Linked DNA regions of Mus musculus: region 2 is linked to region 1. A link is a loop called in an ENCODE intact Hi-C map of the cell type or tissue named here. Cell type or tissue: left cerebral cortex. All regions are shown on one strand. Links, peaks and the distances in the headings refer to the core of each region. The heading gives the core; the rest is flanking DNA.

What was found. A loop is a pair of places that touch in the nucleus more often than their neighbours do. Peaks named below come from ENCODE experiments on the same cell type or tissue, not always from the same donor. Only the 100,000 strongest peaks of a DNase experiment are listed, where the experiment ranks them.
Region 2: it touches region 1 in a loop (4-fold over the local background); 22 of 42 quality-filtered maps call a loop at or near these places.

What each region holds. Positions count from the first base shown.
Region 1 is chr8:106,136,587-106,144,783 of GRCm38, reverse strand. It overlaps 1810019D21Rik (RIKEN cDNA 1810019D21 gene), which reads right to left. Exons shown (of 4, transcript NR_040346.1): 2 at 7,434-7,617; 3 at 7,240-7,315; 4 at 6,061-6,956. It overlaps Esrp2 (epithelial splicing regulatory protein 2), which reads left to right and starts at 7,810. Exons shown (of 15, transcript NM_176838.2): 1 at 7,810-8,197. The coding sequence starts at 8,017. In left cerebral cortex, for the core only: CTCF peaks have their summits at 3,160 and 3,865 (motif pointing left); DNase peaks (open chromatin) are centred at 3,846 and 6,510; H3K4me3 peaks cover 689 bases; H3K27ac peaks cover 429 bases.
Region 2 is chr8:106,196,657-106,201,656 of GRCm38, reverse strand. It overlaps Slc7a6 (solute carrier family 7 (cationic amino acid transporter, y+ system), member 6), which reads right to left. Exons shown (of 10, transcript NM_178798.4): 10 at 2,943-5,000. It overlaps Slc7a6os (solute carrier family 7, member 6 opposite strand), which reads left to right. Exons shown (of 5, transcript NM_001007567.2): 5 at 508-1,219. The coding sequence ends at 635. Among named protein-coding and RNA genes, the nearest start is that of Slc7a6os, 12 kb to the left of the region's middle. In left cerebral cortex, for the core only: a CTCF peak has its summit at 2,702 (motif pointing right); DNase peaks (open chromatin) are centred at 816, 953, 1,867 and 2,696; H3K27ac peaks cover 187 bases.

The DNA of each region.
Region 1 (8,197 bases), core at 1,738-6,737:
TGAGAATATAGGCAAGGGTCCCCACCCTTCCCATCACTGCCTCTCACATAGACCTATGCTTCTAGGTCCCCTACAGAGACCAAATGGATCGTTGGCGTTTGGGGTACCAAACCAAAAGCAGAACTTCAAAAGCTATTTAGTGGTCCTCACACAGCCCATTTGGATGTCAATCAGTTCTCCCTAAACCCTAGACCCAGCAAGTCAGTGTTCCTGGGGTCAATGGGGGGGCCAAATACTGATCTAATTAGCCATTCAGCTCAGAACACAGGAGGCAAGGGCCCAGAACAGAGCATCCCAATCTCCCTTTAACATCAAGGAAGGTTGTTTCACTTGAAGAGAAGTAGTTTTCCAGGACAACAAAGGTAAGTGCTCAGAAATCTAGAGAGTGAAGGAACTGTAGCAGAAGGGGTCAGAGTCCAAGTTGGGCTAGAACAGGTGAGGAAAAGAGGGTAAAACCCTGAAAAGTAAGCTTTTACAAACTCACTGGAGGGGCTGGAGAGATGGCTCAGTGATTAAAAGCACTGAGTGCCCTTCAAGGGGTCCTGAGTTCAATTCCTGGCAACCACATGGTGGCTCACAACCATCTGCAATGGGATCTGACTCCCTCTTCTGGTGTGTGTCTGAAGGGAACCACAGTGTACTCATGTACATAAAATAAACTTGACTCAGCACAGGGATACAGAGGCAGGTGGATCTCTGAGTTCCAGCCTAGCTGGTCTGCAGACTAACTTTGTGGACAGTCAGGAATTAAAACAAAACAAAACAAAACAAAAACCAATCAGCCGGGCAGTGGTGGCACATGCCTTTAATCCCAGCACTTGGGAGGCAGAGGCAGGTGGAAGGCTCCACCCCAGGTGGTCTCATACTGAGTGGCAGCGAGGTATGAATCAGCCTGCTTCAAGGCCGGGGGAGGCTACAAAAAACAACCCACCAACCACCACCACCACCACCACTACCACCACCACCAAACCCCTCCATGGTAAAGAGCGCTGGTGTTCTACTAGAAGACCGGGCTCAGTTCCCAGCACCCACGTGGCTGCTCTGCATTCTGAGCTGAATGGCTAGCCAGGTCAGAGTTTGTTATATACCATGTACTAGGGACCCAAGGCCTTATTCTGATCTCTGTGGATACCAGGTAAACACACCACACACAGCTATCACTGCAGGTAAAACATCAAAAAGCACAAAATAAAATAATACAGAAAACTATCTTTAAAAACATCAATCTGTGTCTAGGCTCATGGCTGGTCAAATTTTTGAGAATAAATGGCTATTGAGTACTTAGTTATAAGCAGGACACCTATACTACCCCCTCCATGGCTCAGAAAACATCAAGGAAGAGGCAGAAAGAATGAGAGTTCAGAGGAGTACTATATAACTGATCAAAGCTGGGCATGATGGGTCACACGGCCCCCAATGGAGGAGCTAGAGAAATTACCCAAGGAGCTAAAGGGAACTGCAACCCTATATGTGGAACAACAATATGAACTAACCAGTACCCCGGAGCTCTTGTCTCTAGCTGCATATGTATCAAAAGATGGCCTAGTCAGCCATCACTGGAAAGAGAGGCCCTTTGGACTTGCAAACTTTATATGCCCCAGTACAGGGGAACGCCAGGGCCAAAAAGGGGGAGTGGGTGGGTAGGGGATTGGAGGGGGTGGGTATGGGGGACTTTTGGGATAGCTTTGGAAATGTAAATGTGGAAAATACCTAATTAAAAAAAAAAAGCTGGGCATGGTAACACAAGTCTTTAATCCCAGCACCCAGAAGGCAGAGGCAGGCAGATTTCTGAGTTCAAGGCCAGCCTGGTCTACAGAGTGAGTTCCAGACACAAACCTTGTCTTGAAAAACCAAACCCAAACCAAAAACCTTTGACTTATAAGCATGACATAGCTGAGGGTTTTTTTTTTTTTTAGACAGGGTTTCTTTGTGTAGCCCTGACTGTTCTGGAACTCACTTTGTAGACCAGGCTGGCCTGGAACTCAGAAATTCACCTGCCTCTGCCTCCCGAGTACTGGGATTAAAGGCGTGCGCCACCACGCCCGGCTTGGTATTCTTTTTTTTTTGGAAAGATTTATTCATGTATGAGTACACTGTAGCTGTCTTCAGATGTAATATCCAAAATGAATTCAAGACCACCCAGTACCTTCCCCCTTTGAAAAGGACTTTCCAAACTGTACTAGCAGGCCAAGTGCAGAGCCAGATAAGGAAGCTGGCTGACTAAACAAATGTAAAAACATAGTTTTAGCAGTCAAAATGATTAAGCCTGCAAACTGCCAAAATAATATTAGCTGTTCTCAGAGAAATAACCATAACAAAAATAACAGTTCTCAGAAGAATTCCTCTACCCCGCTCCACACTCCCACACTGAATTCTGAGAAAAAAACCACAAACCGCCCTGCCCTTGCTAGGATTCCCCTGATGTTGATAGCTGACCCATAAGTTCAAAATGTACTATTGCTTTGCTGACCAAATTCTAATAACCCACCATGGGGGCAAGCAAAGTGAGTTGCTAGGCCAGAGGTAGTCACTATGCAAACCAACCAATGCCTGAAGAGGTTACTTGCTACACCAATGAGAATAGGCCAGCTAGCCCTATTGTCCAAATCTGTCCCTTACAAAGGTATTAAAAAGTGTGTTCTTTTGTTCTGGGTCTCTCCTCTGGCCTGTGTGCTGAAAGGGGAGTCCCCAACATGTGGGAATAAAACAAAAAACAAAAAACATTCTCTTGTGGTTTGCAGCGATGGTGATCTCTGTAATCTTTGTGAGTGAGGGTCTTTTGACGAACTCCAACATTGACACACCAGAAGAGGGCATCAGATCCCATTACAGATGGTTGTGAGCCACCATGTGGTTACTGGGAATTGAATCCACGTCAGTGCTCTTAACCACTGAGCAACCTCTCTAGCCCCAGCTGTGGTACTTATATCAGCTGCAGTTGCTTACATAAAGCTTTTAAAAGGACAAAACCTTTCCTTTTTTCTTTCTTTCCTTTTTTTTTTTTTTTTTTTTTTTGAGACAGGGTTTCTCTGTATAGCTCTGGCTGTCCTGGAACTCACTTTGTAGACTAGGCTGTCCTAGAACTCAGAAATCAGCCTGCCTCTGCCTCCCAAGTGCTGGGACTAAAGGCGTGCGCCACCATGCCTGACTCCTTTCTTTCTTTTAATCTATTTGTTTTAAAGATTTATTTATTTTATGTGTATGAGTACACTGTAGCTATCTTCAGACACACCAGAAGAGGGCGTCAGATCTCATTATAGATGTTTGTGAGCTACCATGTGGTTACTGAGAATTGAACTCAGGACCTCTGGAAGAGCAAGTTAGTGCTCTTTGCCACTGAGCCATCTCTCCAGCCCCAAGACAGAACCTTTCAACATTCAGCCATAGTGGGAAAAGGCTCACGGGTGGACACCTGGTCCAGGGCAGGGCCTTTAGGAGAGAAGTCATTGTCTTCAGTGATGTAGCCACTGATGCGTCTCTAATATTCCAGTGAATAGCTTCATACCTATGTCCATGCTGGCGGTCCTGGTTAATCATAGCAGGTTGTAAAGACACAAAACAAACATGGAAGTGGAATAGAATTTGGTGGGAGGAGGGGAGGAGTAGGTGCAGGGACGGGTATAAGCAGAATGTTATATGCGTGTATGAAACTGTCGATTAGCAGATTCAATCCTGCGTCTCAGGAGTCACATGTAGATTCTGAAGACAGAGGGAACCGCTTGGCTGGTAGCATCAAGTCACTCCCTTTCTGTCCTTGGTTATTGGCCACTGAAGGCTGTATGCTCTAACACATTACCCTCATCCGGCTAACTCCCTCATTGCTCAAACAGATTAAAGCCACAGAGTCAGCGCGCCCTCTGGTGGTATGAAGCGATTATGCAAGGACTCGGAGATGAAAAAATCTTGGGCTGGCTGGATATCTCTAGTTACTCAGAAGACCCCTGGAAGAGGGGTTAGCTGGAAGCAGCGGAGTTAGAATAATGATCCTCTAGTCGAATCTTGTTCTATCGCAGGATATGTTCTGGTCAAAAAGGAAGGGAACAGTTTTCTGCCACTCCTGTTAATATAAAAGATTATAGCAACCTCCCCCAGCCTACCCATGAGTGACAGTGGACAAACTGTATTTATTGCACGCAGAACCTCACGTGCACTCCCTTGAAACATGGTCTCTTCTTCCTAGAGTGCAGTTTGGGATAGGACTTACTCTGTTCCGTGACTGTGGCTGGGACCTTCATCAGTACAGAAATCTCAGACTGTACTGGTCTGCTACAGTTAGGGGTACTTTAAGAGGTGAAAATATCTCAGAAGAGTAGAGGTGGGCTGGGAGGAAAAGCCACAAAAGTTTACAATTGCTGGCATAGAAAGCAGAAGCAGGGCTGAAGAGATGGCTTCAAAGTTAGAACACCATTGCTCTTGCTGAGGACCCGATTTAATTCCCAGCACCCACAAGTGACTCCCATTCCAGACGGTCTGACACCTGATCGTTGTGAACACCAGGCATGCAGGCATATAGAACACACATATACTTGAAGGCCAAATACTTATACACGTTTGTACTGGCTGGTTTTGTGTGTCAACTTGACACAAACTGGAGTTATCACAGAGAAAGGAGTCTCCTTTGAAAAACTGTGATGGGGGGGGGAGGGGTGCTCATTGTGGGTGGTGCCATCCCTGGGCTGATGGTCCTAGGTTCTATAAGCAAACTGAGCAAGCCAGGGGAAGCAAGACAGTAAGCAACACGCTCCATGGCCTCTGTATCAGCTCCTGCCTCCAAGTTCTTGCCCTGTGTGAATTCCCGTCCTGACTTTCTTTGGCAATGTGGAGGTGTAAGCTGAATAAATCCTTCCCTCCCCAACTTGCTTTTTGGTCATGATATTTGTGCAGGAATACAAACCCCAACTAAGACACACATTAAATTTAAAAATAAATGCATTAAATAACAACAAAAAGAAAGTCGTTAGGCATGGTACCACATGCCTTTAATCCCATCACTGGGGTGGCAGAAATAGGCAGATCTCTTAAGGGTTCAAAGCCAGCCTGGCCTACAAAGCAAGTTCCAGTACTGTCAAAAACCACTAAGTAAATAAATAAGTAAATAAACCTTAGTACACAGATAGGGTCTTAAAGAAAACGTGTTAAAAGTTGGCTTCAAGGGGTCGTGTAAGGAGTACAAGGTTGTCTATTAAATGATAGTGTGATTGATCTCATTACGATTTGTTTTGAGACAGGGTCTCTGTATGCAAGCTGTCCTAGACCAGGCTAGCCTTGATCTCACAGAGATCCACTGGTCTCTGCTTGAACTAAAGGCATGGACTACTACACTTGGCTATAAACGATTTTGTCGTTTGTTTTTCTAGACAGGGTTTCTCTCTGGAGCTCTGGTTGGTCTCGAACTCAGAGATCTGCCTGCCTCTGCTTTCCCAGTGCTGGGACTAAAGGCAGGAGCCACCACCCTCTGGCTAAATAATTAGTTTAAAAATGTATTTACTTAGCCGGGTGTGGTGGCGCACGCCTTTAATCCCAGCACTTGGGAGGCAGAGGCAGGTGGATTTCTGAGTTCGAGGCCAGCCTGGTCTACAAAGTGAGTTCCAGGATAGCCAGGACTACACAGAGAAACCCTGTCTCGAAAAAACGAAAAAAAAAAAAAAAGTATTTACTTTTGCTTAACTAGCAGCTCCGGGTGGGCTGGAACTCCTGTGGTGATTACAAACCCATCACCCTCAGCTACTAATCTTATTGGCTTTGTTGATTTAGGGCCTGGAACTTTCAAAACTGAGCCCAAACTATCTTGGATCTTGTAGCTATGAGTGCAGAGGCACCTCTAGCTGGGTTCCTAAGCACTTGAGAAAATCAGACTTGCAAGGTCATCCTCTATCGAGTACATGGTATAGAAACAAAACGGGGATGTAAGAGGGCTTGCTTGAGTTCTGTGCCCAGGACCCACTTGTGGAAGGAGAGGACCAAGTCCCACAAGCTGTTCTCGGACCTCCACCCTGGCACTGTGCCTTGTGCGTGCCTACACAAAAACAAATAAAGGTGATAAAGCAAAATACCAAAGACTTTGAAGTTCTGGAATTGTTTTAATATGGGGAATGCCTGGTTGAGAGAACCAGAGTCGAATGAATGGAGCCGCTCAATTCTGTTGACTCTTCAGATTCGTTACCTTGCAGAAACCTGGGAACAGCCGCTTCTTTCCAGGGGGTTCGGAACAGCCAGGGATTCCACAGTCAGCAAGATCTCCCGAGAATCGGGAGGCGAGGTCTACAGGTTGAAAGGGGAGCCTTGCTCGGAGGTTGTGGGTAGAAACCGATACCAGTAGCTCTGGGATAACTGGGTAGGGAAGCCAAGACTCTGCCTCACTGAACCTGAGCCTGTAGCGAAGACCTTGTGAAGTTTAAATAGTCAGGACGATGGGTTGCAGGGGTGTCGAGAAGGAACTAGTTGGAAGGGAGTGTCCTTACCGGAAAGCCTGGACTGACGCAGGCGCGCTCCGGAATGGGAGGGAGGAGGGGAGGGGCTTTACCTCAAGGTTTCACTGGGTTCCTAGAACAAATATTTGACATTCCAGGCTTATCGTGGTAGCGGGGCTGAGTAGGCAGGCTCCGGGTGGGCCGCCTGGTGAAGGGTCTCAGGGTGTGCGCTGCGGCCACTTCTCACTATATTGGGTCGCTGTGTTCCTGCGCTATTGTGTGGACAAACCCAGAAGGCGCACTATACATTCTAGGTCCTCTGGCTCCGCACGACCTTCCTTGGGCATGAGTTAGGGATGCACCCGGGCTCTGGGTTGCCTTTTATCCAAGACCGATAGGAAGCAGCCCGCTTTTCCAAACACACAAGGTTCTTCTTCAGCCGGTGGCATCCTGTATTCTAAGTCCCACGCCAGTACCTTTTTACTCTCGCCAGAGTACTAATTACAGTCGAGTAGGTGGGAAACTATCCTGAGCCCACAGGGCGGCCTGGAAACAACAGTAAGGGAGTTTCACCAAACTGCATGGGATGAATGGGACTCTTCTGAACTGGGTTGGGGGATGCAGACTCAACTCTACACATCTCAACTCTAGCCGCTCTCTGCTGGAGTGCTTTCAATAGCCAGATAACACTTCTATCATCATCCAAGAGAGACAAAAACAAGCAGGCAAACCCCAAGTGGGGTTGGTAGGCTGAACTTCCAGATCTCTACCAGCAGACACGGCTTCATTTAGGATACAGCTCTCTAAAGTTTAAGCACGATTTTCCTACCTTGGCACCAAGGCCTGAGCCTTCAGGTCCACAGTAACGTGCGCCTTGCACTGCCGGCACTACGCCGACCCGACACCTGTATGGGCACGTCCTTCTCTGTGATCTCTAGTGACCGCCCACAGTTCTAAGAACCCTTGATCTTTACCTCCCTCCCTTTCCCCAACGGATCTCTCTCACCGACTTCCAGTGGATACCTGGTAGCGCTCACTGTCGGCTTTTGACCCTTTGTAACTTCCATTAACCTCAAGCCAGACGTCGCGACCTTTTATAGTCCCTAGATTGCCTCCTGTTGAATTCCATGGGTCTTGCGTGACCCTTGCAGAATGGAAAGAGGCCTCTGATCCTGCACATTCTTTTGCGGAGGACTCAGAGTGCCTGCTAGAGAGGAAGTAGGAGAAAGAATGGATTCGTCCCAGGAGTCTCGCCGGACTGCAGCAAGAGGTGGGACTCCAGCCGGCGAGCGCACGCCTCAGCAGAAGTGAGCTCTTGCCTCCTGGGCAGGGTTTTGGCCCTCCCGCGGGGTTCCCTGGGCCGTCCTGATCACGTGGCCTCTCCGGGCCGCAGGTAACTCGCCGGAGTAGGCAGGGATAGGCAGCCGCACCGCCCAGCCCCAAAGGGCACCGCGGGCGGGTCTCTGCAGCTCCCACTACACCCGGCCGCAGGTGCCGCCCCCAACACACCGGATCCCGCCCAAGCTCGTCTGTCTGCTGTCGGTCGGTACGTGTGTGCGCCTCGTCGGTCCGCGTGTGTGGCCGAGCGCCCCCTTCCTCTGCGGCCATGACTCCGCCGCCGCCGCCGCCCCCACCCCCGGGCCCAGATCCCGCAGTAGACTCGGCCACAGACCCTTGTCCCGAACCTCAGTCGCTGGTGGTTTTGTTCGGGGCCACTGCCGGTGCGCTGGGGCCGGACCTAGGCTCGGACGAGACCGACTTAATCCTCCTAGTTTGGCAAGTGGTGG
Region 2 (5,000 bases), core at 1-5,000, 59 kb before region 1:
AAATAAATTTAATTTTAAAAAAAGATAAAGTATTTACATGGCTCAAGTAGGACATCCCTGTCATCCCAGCACTCCCATGGCTGAAGTGGCAGAGCAGTGAGCTCTAGACAGATCTTGAAACAATACGGGAAGGAGAGGATTTTTAAAAAAAAGAAAAAAGGTGGGGCTCAGCAGTTAGGAACACTGACTGCTTTTCCAGAGGTCCTGAGTTCAATTCCTAGCAACCACATGGTGGCTCACAACCATCTGTAATGGGATCCAATGCCCTCCTCTGGTGTGTCTGAAGACAGTGACAGTGTATAGTGTACTTACCTAAAAGAAATTTAAAAAAAAAAAAAAAAAAAAAAGCCTCTAACCCCTGATCATTTGGCTGCTAAGCCTGATAACCCAAGTTTGATTCTCCTAATACCCACATAACGGGAGAACTGACTCTAAGTTCTTTATCGTAAATTTTCTTTATGAGCAAGTATTTTATAATGGAAAATACAATCTTTTATCTCCCTGAAGGCTCTGATGAATACAACAGCCTCAGCGAGGAGGAAAGAAGCTGCGAGCGACTGATGTGGAGCAAATACCCTTTGGATGTACAAAAGGAGTTTGACTATGACAGCCCCCATGGTCTGGATTCAGATTGATGGTTTGCTGGTATTTGTGAGATTCTTCCATGGGCCTTTAAGGCTCTGACTACAGAGTCATCATCTTAGGATTCCTAACTGAACATGTGGAAAGAAAAGCCTTTACCCCAGCACAGTGAGGACTTCCTTGTAAGTGATAAGTGACGCCAAACACGCTGGGTCATGTCTGTAATTCCAGCATTGGAGAGTTTGGGAGCCAAGAAGAGCACTGAGAATACAAGGCCAGCCTTTAGACTAAACAGCCTGGGCATTCTATTTTTAAAAAGTGATCTTACACTCTGGAAAATAAAATGATGTAAAACCTCCATCCCTGGTGGTTTTTCTGTCATTTTACTTATATGCTCAGGGCTAAAGAAGCTGGTGGGAGGAGGGAGAGCCCGCTCCCAGTGATGGAGATGATCTCTGCAAGGACAACAGTGACTCCCCCGCCTCAGGGCGGTCATGTCTTTCCCCCCCCCCCCCCCCCGCCCCCTTTAGACTCTGATAATGGTTATAAAGACTGCTATCACCTTTGGCAGTGGTACCAAGGAACAGTATGTATGAATGTGATGATCTTTAATAAAAACTTAACTTTTTACACAGAAGCAAGCAGTTCTTTTTTAGATCTGATTATTTTAGGTGTTTTCCTCATAGAAAAAGGAGAGGTTGGTGAACTACATGTTTCAAAATTAACTTTAAACATTATGGGCCATGTCAACTGTTTATAGCACTCACCCAAGGCATTACATACATCACCCTTGTTATATGGTTCTAGGGCTGCCAAAAACCACCATGTGTCCAAGTCCCTTACATAAGATGACACGGTATGTCTACAAAGTCTATGCCTCTTCAGATTATAAAAATCTAATGTAAACACTAAATTATTATACCACAACTCTTTGGAGAATGAGAGTAAATCTTTCCATATTTAGAATAGGCACATTGCCCCAAAATGTAGATTAGTAAATGCAGGGCCCGTACATGGAAGGCCAACTGTCATCAATAGGACACTGTCACCAGAACTCAGCATCTCAGCTGCCTTAGCCCTAGATGTAGTATTGTCCAATAAAACTTCCCACAGCATGTTCTGTGTATCCACGGTACACCTGTGTGGCTTCTGAGCACTTGAAATATGATTAGGGCAACTGAGAAACTTCAACGGTTTTTGTTTGGGGAGGGGATGATACAGTCTCTGTGTAGATGAGGCTGCCTCAGAAGGGATCCACCTACCTCTGCCTCCCTAGTGCTGGAATTAAAGGCATGAGCCACCACAACCAGCATTTGTGGGGGAGGGAGTTAAATGTAAGTTGCAATCTTGTCTTAATCTTCCAAGTGCTAGTGTAATGCACGGACACTTATCAAACTGGCTAGATTTTAGTTACATGTGACTAGTTACTGTAGCAGACACTAGGTGTAGGGAAGTAACAGGCAACATTCAATTCAGCAAATACCCTCTTCCTGTGACAGATCCATGGGAAAGTAACTCAGATGCCTTCTTCCAAGTACTTACAAGTTCATACGCTTCTACACATCCTTTCACTTACCTAAGTAGAAGTTATTAAACTTGTCAAAGTGATCTAATTTGTATATCCAAGTGGTTATTGGAACTAATCAAACCAATCAACAAAAACTATCTCGGTTACTCTGAGTATCAACAATTCAGTGTTTTGAGCAAAAGGCAGCAATGTGGTATCTAACACTAGTCATCTTGATCTGTAGGCATATAAGCAGGAGTAAAATTCTATTTACCACTACAGTGTGCTCACTGTTATGCTAACGCTGACATTAAAGAGCCAACAACTTCACAGGCTGTACCTACTACAAGAGGGGAACAATGTACCACTATAAATGGGATTAGCACACTGGGAGGTGGATTCAAAGAGACAAAAGACCTGATGGGAAGAATTCCACTATCAAGCTTGAATGCTGTACAAGTCTGGTTTCTTTCCCACAGAAAAGGTTCCTGGGGGAAGCTGTGTTCAGCTTAGAAAGAAAAAAAATGCTATCAGTCAAGTGACGATGAGAACATGGCTCACTAAGGAAGTAATAGAGCACCTTCAGTGTGAGGTCCCTGCTTTTAGAAACCACTGGAGGGCAGCAGACTCCTGAGATAAGCTGGTTAAGGGCCAAAGACCACTAAAACCAGGGTCATAACTTGCTTTGCTCTAGCAGAGCCTTGGAATGGATACCAGCTTAGCTCAGATATGAATCATGCTTGTATGGCTTAGGCAAGTCAGTCTTTACACAAAGCTCCTTATCAGACAGGATTCCCAACCCATGACAGTAGGAATGTCACTCTCTCAGAGATGCATGTCCAGAACCAATGGCAACTGTGATTAGACTCCCCTAAGTCTTTATTGAGCAAGCATATATCTAAGGTTACTCCTGTGAGTCTAGAGCCAGTTTGGTACTGGGAGACTGCCACATAGTTACTATCTGTATTGTTCACAAATTCTAAAACTTGAAATGTCCTTGAAGGATGCCAAGACAGCATAGCAGGTTCTTCTGTGTCCAAGGTGGCAATGTCTAAGGGCATCAAAAGAGTTCTACAATCTTGTGTAGACACACTGCTCACAGAGATTCACGCCTATTGCTTTGGCTTTAACTGGCAGCCTAGTCCGATCACCAGAATTAGTTTCTACCGTTTACCAGGAGCGAGGCTGGGGTGGAAGCTGTTTTCTCCCACAGTCTTCATCGATCTTCATAGGGAGAAGACAGATGCACAAGTACCAAGCATTTTCTGAGACTTCAATCTCACCTGCCCAGCCCTTGGACAAGAGAAGGCAAGCGGGTATACTGTCCCATGACCCAAGCATGTAAACAAAGCTTGGTGCTTTCAGAAAATTAGTGACCACTTCCAGCAGAGTGGGCTTTTGTGAGTCCATACATAGCCAATCTTGCACAGGCTCTTAAAGATAACAAACTATTTGACTTGAATCCAGGAGTCCAGTGACAACTGATAAATCAGGTTATCTACCTGAATTTTGCATAACACCTTATGTAGAACATTCCAGGCCTCTTGCAGTTCATACCAAAAATCCAAAGATTTATTTTATGTCAAGTAGAACAAAGATCTACAGTCTTAATAAAACAAAGGATTGTCCTTCAAAATAGCAGTATTATGACTCATGAAGTTGCTCATCTGTCCTTGCTGGATCTGAGCCAGATGATAATAACATGTGACTTATCTGTATATTAAAGTATAACAGGTATATTGTGAGACAAGATCTTGTCTGATCTTTCCAGAGTGGCTACCTGGAAATTATGTAGCCTAAATTAGCCTCAAATTCAAACTCCTTATGCCTCACCATACCAAGTTCAGATTACAGATGTGTGCAACCAGGCCAGCTAAGATAAAAACACAATTCACTTATTGCATCCTATAGAGAAATGATCACTAATGGTTTGTTACAACTGGTATCCTGGATTAAATATCAATAAATAATGACATACAGGAGTTGAAATTTGGTGACAGTTGTGGCTTGTCCAGGTAGTAGAGACGCTCCACTCAGCTGGAGTAGTGAGGTTTTTCTCTCAGCCCTTGTTTCAAGGGCTCCACAGCACCATGGATTCAGCTAGGAAGGGCACAATCAAGTGGCCCAGTCGAATTCCTTGAAAAGCCAGAAGCTCACCTCCTTGCCTGAGAATCCTGACCATACTGCTAATGTGACCTAAGCAAAGTCAGACAGGCAGCCCCTCCTCAAGGAGAGGGACACTCTATACACAATAAGATCCCAAAGACACAGCAACATTCGGATCCACGAGTTAGAGGACTTTCATGCCTAGATCCTCAACAGTCTGCTTCCCATTAAGCTCACTGTCTGCTTGAGCCTGAAGTTCCGGGGAGGGAGGGAGTGTTGTTCCTCTTGTGGAATTCAGGAAGGAGGCACACATTGATCCCATGTCAGTTACACAGCACCTTGCTGTTCATGCCACCCAACAAACAAAAAGGGGAACACAACGCTCTCCTCAAGGAAGAATTTTGAGCCATAGGAAGAAATGGTAGCATTTCAGACCTCTAAAAATCAAGTAGCTGGACTTGGTCAGAGGGTCAGAGGAAAACTTCCCATGAAGGAGCCCCACTGTAGACTCCTGGTTTAAACTACAAAGAGCTGTGAATCAAGAGCCAGAGCTGTCAGTCTAATATTCCTTCAGGGCTGCATCTACTCATCAGAAGTAAAACTAAATCAATGCCCTGCCCAACCTCCCCTCCCACTGAAGTCCCCATCTTCAGGCTGGCCTAATTGGTATCTTCCCATAGCTTACCAATGAGAGAGCATTGGCCCTGAGCCCCCTTACAGAATGTGGGCCAAGAGGCTCCTTTAATTCAGAAGGTTTAGGGAACTGGTCTTTGGTGGCTGCGACCACAGCCTTTTGGGCTTCAGG